Regions from separate parts of the Homo sapiens genome. Here all the other regions are linked to region 3. The links are chromatin contacts, found by Hi-C in ENCODE. All regions are on one chromosome and are shown on one strand. The core of a region is the stretch at or near the end of the contact, and the rest is flanking DNA. Distances in the headings are between cores, read along the strand shown.

The links. A loop is a pair of places that touch in the nucleus more often than their neighbours do. Pooled maps may share reads with other maps.
Region 1: a loop to region 3 is called in a pooled map, with 3 times the contacts of the local background. The contact joins the enhancer-like site here to the promoter of ITPRID2 in region 3. A Hi-C loop is called at or near these places in 1 of 168 maps with a recorded cell type or tissue (B cell), 1 of 37 single-sample maps with no recorded cell type and 4 of 50 pooled maps.
Region 2: a loop to region 3 is called in a map of B cell, with 4 times the contacts of the local background. The contact joins the enhancer-like site here to the promoter of ITPRID2 in region 3. A Hi-C loop is called at or near these places in 2 of 168 maps with a recorded cell type or tissue (B cell and naive thymus-derived CD4-positive, alpha-beta T cell), 11 of 37 single-sample maps with no recorded cell type and 14 of 50 pooled maps.

What each region holds. Positions count from the first base shown.
Region 1 is chr2:181,163,091-181,167,229 of GRCh38, reverse strand. The region is part of intron 1 of LINC01934 (long intergenic non-protein coding RNA 1934); the gene reads right to left. Among named protein-coding and RNA genes, the nearest start is that of LINC01934, 41 kb to the right of the region's middle. Within about 2 kb of position 1,814, at least 4 of the 41 ENCODE cell types and tissues checked have a DNase peak (open chromatin) inside an H3K27ac peak, as active enhancers do.
Region 2 is chr2:181,310,357-181,314,749 of GRCh38, reverse strand. All of the region lies in intron 3 of LINC01934 (long intergenic non-protein coding RNA 1934), which reads right to left. Among named protein-coding and RNA genes, the nearest start is that of MIR4437, 6.9 kb to the right of the region's middle. RefSeq lists an enhancer at 1,833-1,882. Within about 2 kb of position 2,714, at least 7 of the 41 ENCODE cell types and tissues checked have a DNase peak (open chromatin) inside an H3K27ac peak, as active enhancers do; they include B cell, where a contact is called at or near this core.
Region 3 is chr2:181,889,679-181,893,635 of GRCh38, reverse strand. It overlaps ITPRID2 (ITPR interacting domain containing 2), which reads right to left and starts at 1,906. Exons shown (of 18, transcript NM_001130445.3): 1 at 1,359-1,906; 2 at 976-1,021. The coding sequence starts at 1,569. RefSeq lists silencers at 1,270-1,409, 1,700-2,029.

The DNA of each region.
Region 1 (4,139 bases), core at 565-3,064, 730 kb after region 3:
AAGACAATGAGGAAAATGTCTCCAGGACATGTCAGAGGTCTTCACAGTACCTCCTCCTATCACAGGCCCACAGGCCTAGGAAGAAAAATGGTTTCATGGGCAGGGCCCAGGGCCCCCCTGCTGTGTGCAGCCTAGGGACATGGTGCCCTTGTCCCAGCCATTCCAGCTGTGGCTAAAAGGGGCCAAGGTACCGCTGGGCCCATGGCTTTAGAAGGTGCAAGACTGAAGCCTTGGCAGCTTCCAAGTGGTGTTGAGCCTGCAGGTGCACAGAAGTCAAGAATTGAGGTTTGGGAACCTCTGCCTAGATTTCAGAGGATGCATGGAAATGTCCGGATGTCCAGGCAGAGGTGTGATACAGGGACAGAGCCCTCATGGAGAACCTCTGCTAGGGTAGTGGAGAAGGGAAATTTGGGGTTAGAGCCCCCACACAGAGTCCTCACTGGGGCACTGCCTAGTGAAGCTGTGAGAAGAGGGCTACCATCCTCCAGACCTCAGAATGGCAGATCCACTGACAGCTTGCACTGTGTGCCTGGAAAAGCCATAGTCACTCCTTGCCAGCCTGTGAAAGAAGCGGAGCTAGAGGGGGAGTTGTACCCTGTACAGCCACAGGGACAGAGCTGAATAAGTCCTTGGGTGCCTACCTCTTGCATCAGTGTGACCTGGATATGAGACATGGAGTCAAAGAATATCATTTTGGAACTTTAAGTTGTAATGACTGCCCTGTTGGATTTCGGACTTGCATGGGGCCTGTAGCTCCTTTGTTTTGGCCAATTTCTCCAATTTGGAATGAGTATATTCACCCAAAGTGTGTACACCCATTGTATCAGGGAAGTAACTAACTTGCTTTTGATTCTACAGGCTCATAGGCAGAAGGGACTAGCCTTGTCTCAGATGAGACTTTGGACTGTGGACTTTTGAGTTAATGCTGAAATGTGTTAAGACTTTAGGGGACTGTCGAGAAGACACAGTTGTGTTTTGAAATGTGAGGATGTGAGATTTGGGAGGGGCCAGAGGCAAAATCATATGGTTTGGCTTTGTCCCCACCCAAATCTCATCTTGAATTGTAGCTCCCATAATTCCTATATGTCATGGGAGAGACCCAGTGGGAGGTAATTGGATCATAGAGGTGGGTCTTTCCCATGCTGTTCTCATGATAGTGAATAAGTCTCATGAGATCTGATGGCTTTATAAAGGAGAGTTCCCTACATACTCTCTCTTGCCTGCTGCCATGTGAGACATGAATTTGCTCCTCCTTTGCATTCCACCATGATTGTGAGGCCTCCCCAGTCACGTGGAGCTGTGAATCAATTAAACATCTTTCTGTTATAAATTACCCAGTCTTGGTTATGTCTTTATTAGTAGTGTGAGAACATACTAATACATGTGGGGAGTTGGAGGTGGAACGGGGTAAAGAAAGTGAGACAACTCTTCCTCTTCTTCCTCCTCCTTCTCCTCTCCTCTCCCTCCTCCACCACCACATTCTACTTTCTTTTCTTCACAGTTCAAAGGACTTCTGTCCTCAGCAGTTGGGGAAAGCCAAGATACATCTTCTATAGACTATTCTCTACAATTAGCCACAGGCAGTTTGCTACTAACTGTCCCTAAAGACAGATATCTGGCGGTCTCCACTGTAAACTAAATACATTCATGTTTTTAACACAACACAAAATCATGGATATGATCTTAGTAGTTAGGAAACCCCCCTTAAGTTTGTATTAGGACACGTACGTACCCAATACTGAACCATAAACATAAGACCAACTCAGCATCAAGCTTGCCCAGACCGAAGCTGCCTAAGAAAGGGATGACAGACCTAGGGCTGAGAAATGAAACTAACTTCATCACGGTTCCAGAGGATGTGGGTAGAAATCAAAATTAGACCCTCTAAAAAGGGTATGAAGAGGTGAACTCATGCTTGGCCCATTTTAACATCCAAAAACTTTGGGATCCAAAGTAGTAGGCAGCAACAGGAGCTGCTGGCAGTGGCCATCCTGTAGATAGCCAGGTGGTAGCATCCTTTTGAAATATTTTCTTCCTTTATTAAATGATTTTACTCCCACATTCTACAAATATATGTATCTTCAATTCTACATTCCCTATATTTGGGAATTGGAACATAGGTATCTGAGGGTACAATAATAGTTTCTAATTATTTTTCCTCCTGAGAAATTCTTGGTATCTTCCTCTTTTTGCTTTCCCTATGCCCAAACCCTCTCAATTCTTAAACACTCTTCACCAATCTAAGGTTATTTTGACAGACTTGCATGCTGTAACAAGATGTTTCCTCCTCTTGTCAAACCCATGTGTTTTTCATCCTGAGCAATGGCATTTTAAAAAATTATGTTCTTCAACATTATTTGTAAGGTCAGTGTTTCACTTCCCTATTCTTCTTTCTATGCCAGAATTCACAAATGCAGAAAGAGTTTTGTTGTTGTTTTTTAAATTCCACCTGTAAATCCAACCTTTTCAGTTTCTACCTTAGAATTAAAATTTATAAGAAATACATTCTAAATCATTTTCTCAGTGGTATCATTTCTTCTCAGTATATTCACAAAAGCATGAAGAAGTTGATGGGTTGTAAGAATCTTGGTACACCTCGTGACTTACCATGGAAACTATCCAGAACAGGTGGTCTCCAAATATCACCAGGATTTTTTCTCCAGAGCTGACATCAAAAATCACTATTATTCCATAGAATGTGAAAACCTTCTGTTTCATTAAAAGACCACAGTTTATATTTTGTGAGAAGAACCTTATCAAACTCCACAAGCACAGTTTCTTCAAATTTTTCTCTGTGGCATAATATCTACCTTCACTTGCCAAGATTTTAACTCTAATTTGTTTTCATCTGTCTCCTCAAGGTAGTTTATAATTTATTTATAAGGTATTTATAGTTTATTTTGTTTCTGTGTTATGTATGCTAGCATTTTGTCTAGGAGCTCTTCATTCTTCTAAATAAACTGAAGCCAAACCAGACGTTCCTCAAGAGGTTTCTTAAAGTTTTGTTGTGTTTTCCTCTACCATGTAGTAGTAATATTTTTTGCACACCTTTAGTGTATTTGAAAGCACTCTATATTTTTAAGCCTACCTTCTCTCTCAAAAGACTATATATTCTCCCTAGAATACACTATTTATTTTCAAATACACCCATCCACTATCACCACCACTGCACCTAATACATTCATGACATCAACTAGTGATCCAACAAGTGTTTGTTGAATTATAAAATGGAAAAAAAACATTCTTTTGGTGGCCATAATTACAAGTGAATTATAATTCTTGTAGTAGAACACCAGTGAAAATTATTGAATGATTTGGGGTGGTGGGTGGTTCTTTGAACTCTGAATGTTCACTTCTTGGGTACAAAGGTTACTAATTTTCTGAGTATTAGAAATTAACACTGATGTGCATCACCCAATGAGGCCAAACTCCTTCAGAAACCACAATAGTGTTGTAACAAAATCTACCTTTTCCTGCCTTTATCTGTATTTCCTATTGCTCCTTGCTTTTGGTATATCAGATTCCTAGAAACACTATTTTAAAGACTTATTAGGCTACTTTCCAATCTCTTGATCCTTCCTGTTAGAAATTTTTCATTTTTAATTGAAGATGTTAGATTCCAAAGAATAAAATGCATTTATGTCTTATATTTATATATCTTTACTTTTACCCAATCACAGTGAAACAGAAAATAAAACTAGAAATCCTTGTGTAATATTTTGGCAACTTGCTCTTGGTTTTCTTTTTTTTTTTTTTAGATAGGGTCTCACTCTGTCACCCAGGCTGGAGTGCGATGGTGTGATTATGGCTCACTGCAGTCTTGACTTCCCAGACTGAAGTGATCCTTCCACCTCAGCCTCCTGAGAGGCTGGGACTACAGGTATGCACCACCAAGCCTGACTAATTTTTTTTTTGCATTTTTTTTTTGTAGAGTTGGGGTTTCACACTATTGCTCAGGCTGATTGTTAACTCCTGGGCTCAAGGGATCCACCCACCTCAGCCCTCCACAGTGCTGGCTGGTATTAGAGGTGTAAGCTGCCACACCTGGCCCAGTTTTCAAGTATTTTTAAAACCCCTTTTACAATTGTATAACAACAACAGGAAAAAAAAAAAAAACAACAGATTCTGAAATAGATCAG
Region 2 (4,393 bases), core at 1,465-3,964, 580 kb after region 3:
GAGTTTGCTGTCTAGGGCTTCCCTCTCATTAGCAAGAGTGAGAAAAAATAGGATGTCCCAGAAATTTTCTGGCAAGTCTGTAGGTAGTATGCACTCCCAATTAAGCAAATTGAATAAACCTACAGTATAATACTTAGGAAAGCATATTTTTAAAAAGATTATGCTCTAGATAGATTGGGGATGAAGTTTTTTTTTCTTTCTTTTTTTCCAGTTGTGGCCACTGAAGCTTTGAACACCTGCTTTCCCTTCTGGCTTTGTTACTCTCAATAAAGAAAGAGATTCCTGTTGAGAAGGAGGGAGAGGTTAAGTGTCCAGAAATACTGCTCTAAACCATGAAATTATAAAGGGAGAAAATCAACTAAAAAATAGCTTCACTTAAAGAGCTATTGTTAAGGGAAGGTTTCATTTTGGAATTTGTCCAAATAGTGTCTTAAAAGAAAAAACAGAGGCAAAAACTCAGCACTGTGAATGAATGTCTTCTCTGAGAATCTTCCTTTCTTTATGATTAATATTAATCTTATCATCATATAAGTTCTTTCTGAATACAATGAATGAATGAATAAATAAATAAAATATGGAACAGGTATGAGATGAGTGAGTGAGAAAGGGAGAGAGACCCTAAAAATAAAAAAGTAAGAGGAACACTGGGGAAATAATAGCTAAAGAAAAGGGTAGTGAGAGCAGATGACTCATTGAAAAAGAAAGCACATCATTAATAATATTTATAGGTCTACAGTCTCTAATAATGGATAATGATAAAACTACCCAGGTCATATGCCTTCTAGGAGTGTTCTGTGTGTTCGTCTCCAGAGTGACACAATGGGGTAATATCCCAAAATTTGGTAAAGTATCAGTTGTATATTATTTTCTTTGTCATGTCACACACATAATATTTAGGTTATATTACCTCATTTCAAAAATTATGGTTCTTTGTCTTTCTCTTATGTTCTATTATATCTGAATACCAGACCTAAAATGATTTCTCATTAGATAAAGTTGTAGCTGTGCTAAAAAGAAATTCTATATGAGAAAATTAACTTGACACGAGGAAAGGTTTGTAGATGTTTACCTATGTAAAATTAAGTACCCAAATCAGGAAACAGGAGAGAAAATAAAATGGATTTTATACTTGCTGTAAAGTAAATCAAAAGCATACTCAAATCTGAACGAATTTCCAAATTGTATGACTTTAGGGAATTTTCTTTTAAGCAAATATTTGATCTACACATTGATATTGCACTTCTGCACTGTACTATAAAATACAAAATTTCATAACTGACATAACTATTCTTTGTCTGTAATGTGTAATTTCACAAGTCCTTTGTCACAATCAGACATCTGTATGCTGTGTCTTATGATCAGGAAGAGAAAAGACAATGAAGCTAAAGAGGCCACCCAGAGTAAAAGAACGAAAGAGAGAGAGAGAAAGAGAAAGAAAGAAAGAAAGAAAGAAAGAAAGAAAGAAAGAAAGAAAGAAAGAAAGAGAGAGAGAGAGAGAGAGAGAGAGAAAGAAAGAAAGAAAGAAAGAAAGAAAGAAAGAAAGAAAGAAAGAAAGAAAGAAAGAAAGAAAACCCTGAAAGTTGTTTGTGTTCATTGAAATTTAAGATACGCCAAAGTGCCTCATTGAAAGAGAGAAAACTGTAGAAGACTGAGCAAAAAGCTGGTCTTCCTACTATATAATGTTGAGACTTTTTTTTTTTTTAATGTAAAGTGATTGTAATCACTTGCTCGAATAAAGAAATCTCATCACTCTGGCAACACACTTAACAAACTAAAGAAAAACAAATAATGGAAATCACAGCGTGAGAAAGCTGTACTTGAAATATGCACTTGAGTGTTAGCATCTCTGAACTTTCAGCAGAGTCCTGATTTCGAAGATGGTGACCCAGAGCATGGAGCAGGTGTGAGCCTGGTGACTTTTGCCATGTTCTTTTTTTAGAGTCTGCTGCTGGTATCACTTTTGTCTTTGCCTCTTTAGTCGATTTCCTCATTTGATTGGGTGATTTCTAGAACCTTCTCCAGCTCTCACATTGTTTAACCCTGTACGACAACCTCTTTGGGGTAGCTATAGTGTGACAGGAAACACTAGTAGAGGGGAATTCACCTCTGCTGACCATTGACCCACATTTCCATCCCCGCAAACCACACTTACCCAATACAATTCTCTTTTGCGGATAAACGAGCTAATGATCAGAGAAGTTGAGTAGCTTTCCTTACTCGGCTGAGGGACTGGGAAAGCTGAAAGTCCAGTCAGTCATTTATGGCCCCATAGAACATTTGCTCTCTCTATACCAGCATTAACATTTTATTTGACTTTGCCCAAAATTGTCTATGAAGATCTGATTTAAACAATCTTTAGATTACCAGAAATTCTTATAAAATTCTGATTTCCTCCTTTTGTTGCTGTTGAGCCCTCCATCTGATGTTCTGCTTTCCTGAGACGTGTTTACTTAAACCATTGAGAGTGTATGTTTCCTCAAAGACATATTTCTCCAGAGAAAGGCTGAAAATACTATTTTAAGAAAGCTATCATTTTCTTGAGGCAGGTGGATAAATATATTTATGTCTGCTTTTGTTTTTTACTCCCTATTATCTAAAAACAATACTCCGAGGTTTATGTAAATTAGAGTGAACTTTTGCAGAGGGAAAAGCCTTTGCAAGAAATACCGATTACAAGCTGCAGTTCTCCTCCCTGATCACGCCCCACCCTTAGCAGCTGCTTCTGCTTCTTCTAAGCATCTACATCCAGCACTGGGGCATTTAATCTTCTGGTTTGGAGCTGAACATCAGGGTGCAACCAGCCCTCCTACTATACATATGTAATAGAATTAATACGGATTGGAAATAAAAAGACTAGTCATCCCTCAGGCACTGTACTAGACATTGATGTGAACTAAACAGACTTGGACCTCTCCTGGAGGAGCTTAGAGTATAGGGCAGGATCATCCAGTAGCGTCCCCACACACCTTGTATGACTATTTAAACATAAATTAATTCAAATTAAATAGAATTTAAAACTAAGTTTCTCAGTCACACATTGGCCTAATTCAAAGGCTCAATAGTCACATATGGACAGTGGCTTCCCTAATGGACAGCCCGGATTTTAGAACATTTCCATCAATACAGAAAGTTGTAATGAACAATGCTGGTAAAATCTATCACTAGAAGCATGGAATAAAATCAAGGTTCACCTGCCAGGACAGTAACACCAAGTCAGTGCAGGAGAGAAATCCCCAAAAATGGGTTTTCAGGTTTGGCAGAGAACTTGGAAATAGATGTAAATGTACAGATATGCACATACATACCCAAGTTCAATATGTACCTGGATCTATTTCTAGAATTTCCATTCAGTTCCACTCATCAGTCTTTTTATCATGAGCTGGTGACACACTGTTTAAAAGATTTATAGTATAAAAAGATTTAAGTATAAAAGATTTATACTAGGTTTTAACATTTGTTATAACTAGTTCCCACTTACAGCTTTTCTTTTTAGTGTTTTTTTTTTTTTTTTTTTTTTTTTGAAACAGGGCCTCACTCTGTCACCCAGCCTGCTGGAGTGCTCACTGCCTGGCTCACTGCAACCTTGACCTCCCAGGCTCAAGTGATTCTCCTGCCTCAGCCTCCTGAGTAACTGGGACCACACTTGGTTATTATTATTTTTTTTAATGTTTTGTAGAGACAGGGCCTCACTAATGTTGCCTAGGCTGGTCATAAACTCCTGGGCTCAAGCAGTCCTCTCACCAAGGCCTCGCAAAGTGCTGGGATTATAGGCATAAGCCACCATGCCAGGCCCTATTCTTGTGTATGTATTTTTCTGCATAAACTTTAAAATAAACTTGTCTAGCTTCATAAAAACGCATGTTGATATTTTTATTGTACTTTTCATTTTTTCACATATTTTTGTTTGAAATATTTTTCCATATTTTAACCTGATTTTTTTTTCAGAGTATCTTTGGTTATAACATAGATTGCTATTTTTCTTTATAAAATGCAATTTTGGTAATAAATAATAAATTAATACATCCATGTTATGAATTAGTTTTCTTTTTTCATTTTATAAAATTTTAATTGAACTAAAACAAATATAACATTTTATACCTTTTTAAGTGTACAGTTTAGTAGTACACTATACTAAATCTATAGCAGAATTATGAGAGTTTTATATACCATCATTATGATAACAGTCTTATACTTGTATATATATTTACCTTTTATAGAGAGCTTTATATTTTCCTATGGTTTCATATGAAATCATATTATTTCATTGTTTCATTTTTCAATGTGAAGAATTCACTTTAGCATTTTTTTCTTTTATCATTACTTATTTATCTATTTTTAGTTCTGGGATATATGTGCAGGAGTGCAGGTTTGTTACATAGGTAAATGTGTGCCA
Region 3 (3,957 bases), core at 657-3,156:
ACACTTCCAATAAAGGGTACGAGTTCTGTAATAAAGAGTGTTCAATAAGGTTCCAGTCGATTCATCAAAACAAGGCATTAATATCATGGTAGCCAATATCTTGTCTGTCTTTAGAGGAGGCAAACTGGCATATGAATCACTTTCCACAACAAAACAAAACAAACTACCCTAACTCTAATATTTGAACAAAATATTAAGAAAATCTAAATTGAGAAAGCAAAAATATGCTCGAAAGCAAACACCAACAAAAGTTTAAAGGCTACATTCCTGATTTTACAACTAGCAAAGTGGAATAAGAAACAAGTACATTTTGCTGTAGTCAGATTTACGTGCAACATGATTCATCTCCTCTGTATTTTATCAAACATTTTTGTACCAGTTGCCAAAGCATGTAATTAAACAGATTTATGCAGTCTGAATGCTTTTAAAAGTTCTATTCCCTGAGAATTCCAGTGCCATCTGACAATTCCATGTTCAAGAAGTAAACTATAAGTACAAAGTTAGCTAGTTTTAATAGCTCCCCAAACAGAAACAAAATTAAAGCCCATTTAGTGTAGTTAGGTAAATTAAACTCGTCTAAAACACATTTGAAAGGAAAATGATTCCGTGCCAGTTGTACAGATGCCAAAACTAAAGCAAAACAAAATATCCTGTTCGAGATGTGAGAATTCTTTCAAATAAAAACAGAACAAATATGGCATGATTATCTGTTCTGGATTTCTGATCTCTGATGCTAACACGATGCGTGAGTAGCTCAAGTCCTAACTGTAAAGTCAACACGGTCACCAAATAATCAGCGGTCACAGCACTTCCATTTCTAATCGCTTAGAGGAGGAAGCTATCCGCCGGCTCACTTTCCGGTTTGTAGCTTACAACGGTCGCGGGACCCACAGGGACGCGGCCCGAGTGGCTCTGCTCCGGCGTCCCGTCCGCACGGATCTCCCCCGGGACGCGGGCGGACCAGGGAGCACTCACCGGCAGTCCTTGAGCCATATCGCGATCTTCTCGTTGGGCACGTTTCCTGGGGGTAGAGAGAGGGGACAGCACGTTACCACCCAGGAGCACTACGACGGCGGAGTCACCCTGGACCCTCCCAAGTAGGAAAATCTACCACGGCAAATGCAGCCTAAGCGACACGTCTCAGTGTCCCTTGGCAGGGAAATCGGATGGCACCCAGTTGTCTGTGTTGACGCTGGGGGCGCCTCGTTCAGCGCGCGCGTTTGAAGGTCGGAAGTGTCCCCTCTCCCCTCGGCCTACCGTGCCCGAGGCTCTCCCAGAACTCGTGGCAGGCGCCCAGGGCGCACGAGACTCTCCCCAGCCCACCAGCCTCCCCCCGGAGCCCGGCCGGGAGCACCGACCTCTTCCCCCCGCTGCCGGCAGCTGCGCGCCGGGGAGGTCCTCCTCCTCGTCCTCCTCCTCGTCCTGCGTCGTCGCTTCTGTGGACAGATCCTCCGTCTCCGACGCTTGCCAGGAGCTGCGGCACTTGGCCCAGGCCTTCCTCCTGCGACTCGCCACTTGCCACTCCAGTTCCTCCTCCGCCTCCGCCGACGACGACAGGGGCCGGTCCATGGCCGCACTGGGGGCTCCGCTACCCCAGCCGGACCCTGCGCGAGACAAGGCGGCGGCAGGGACCCCCGCCCTTGCTGTCAGCGCCCGGCCGGGCAGGGGGCCCCGGGGAGCTGAAGCGGGCGCCGGAGGAGGAGGAGGAGGAGGAGGGGACAGGGAGGGAGGGAGGGAAGGAAGGGGAGGGAAGGGGCGGAGGGCCGGCGCTTCACATGAAGGCGGCCGGGCGCGCGCGGGAGCGCTAGTGGCCCGAGGGAGCGCGGCTGGGAGCCGAGCGCCCGCCCGGCCCCTGCTCCCCACCCCCTGCCTGACGCGCCCGGAGCAGGCCGGCCGCTGCGCGTCTGCGCGCCTTCCCTCGGCGGCGGCCCACGCCCCCTTCCGGCCGGGGCCGCGCGGGGCGCGGTAGGGCGGGGCGCGCCCGGCGCGACGCGGAGCAGGCCAGCCCCCGACTACTGCCCGCGGAATGGGCAAGATTAGTTTGTTAATAATCTTTCCTCCTCTCCTCCTCCTCCTCCCTCACCTAAAAATAGAACGTAAGTGGGGAGGCCAAGTCTCACAAAACATCCCCCGCGAGAAAACAAGTGTCTGCTTGGGCACCCTGAAACATACACTTGAAAGAGTCGCCTGAATATAGACTCTTTAGTGTCCAAGGAATTGGGGTAAGGACGGAAAGAGGTGCTTGATTGGTGTTGCCAAAATGTAAAAACTGCAAAAGACTAAGCTTCCTGGAGTGCTACTTTCATACTTAAAGTTATTTATCGTGTTTATGTTATGAATGAAAATGAATTGTGAAAGGATATTTAATCTGGAAATTTCACATTGAAGTTGGACTTTGGTGAGGGAGAATAGAGGAAACAATTGGGACAATGTGGAGATAGTTGCTTGGATTTTGGTGAGACAGCATGATACAAGAAACAAATGATGTCAGGGTTCAAAACTTTTTAAAGCCAGCTTTGGCATTCCGTTTTGTTATGTTTAAATTCTCATTAGCAAAAATACTCAAATTCTATCCAAAACCAGACACAATGTGACAGACCTATCAAGCAGCATTGTTCCCCTAAATGTTACATCTGAACTATACATATAAGTAAGGCTTCCAATATTTTATTGTACTTGGCTATGCTCTGAAGAACAAGTTAGAACACTTTTTAAAATCTTAACGTGATTGAAAAGAATATTTTGCGTAGACAAAATATTTTAAGGAAGGAATTATTTTTCATTTGAAATTAAAATCCAGAGCATAGTAAAATTCCTAATGGAAGCATTCGAATTACAAGGTAATTAAGTGCATTGTCATTGATAGCTACAGGAAACCATAACTTTTGGAGAATTTGGAATGAAGAATGCTCTGGAGATGAAATAGTGCCTAGTTTTTGTCCAGGCATTTACACATAAGTCATAGACTACTAAAATAGCACACTGATTTTCCTGCCTTCATTCTTTCCTATCTCCTTTCTAGCGCATTGCTCTAGATTTACAATTCCAAGACATCTTCTAATGGTTTACTAATATCCCCAAGATCAAATCCAAAATCCAGACTAGCTTTCCAGAACCATCATAATATTCTCCTGAGTCTCATCTATGTACTGCCAAATGTCAGGGGAGTTAGAACAGTGATATTAATATCTCTATGGCTTGAAATTTCACTACTAGAAAATCTTTTCTTTGAACCTATAAGACTTTCTCAGCCTTCAAGGGTCCTGTAGTAGGATGCAGCTAACAGTTTAATGGCTCTCCAAAATAGGTCAGAGTCTCGCTGCCTGTGTGGAAGATGAAAAAGAGAATGAATAAAGAAGGTACCTAAGAAGAAGCATTGAAAGGGCTGGTCAAGTGCCACAAAATATGCTGCCTTCAAAGTTTTATCCAGGGTTCTTACGTATCCACCCTGTTCCTCTGCTGCTCCCAGCTTCAATTCTATCATATCTAAGTGCTGTTGCCTACTCTGTCTTTGCTAATTAATTCATTCCTGTTCTTTCTGTCCACTACCTTCATGACTTTCAAAATCTAGCTAAGCCAGAACTTTTTGACTCCACCATTCCACCACTCCTGATCACACCCCTCCCACAGGGATCTGATATACAACAGCATGTCTATGTCATTTATTTGGGGACTGGATTGTAGAGTAAATAATATGACTGGCCCTGGAAGGTATGTTTGGCTTACTAGCCAGATTGTAAATTGTGAGAGATGATAGAACATTCTTCAGTATTCTTGCACCCCTTACACTTTTAAATGCTGATCCCACAAGGGATAATGGGTCTTCTTGAGGTAGTTTCTGTTTTCTGTGTTCTTCAAAGAGACACCTAAATTGATTATTTTAAAATTTGCTTCATGTTATTTCTATAATGCTTATATTTTATTTAGGTTTGCAGTTGTTTAAATACACTTTCAGAT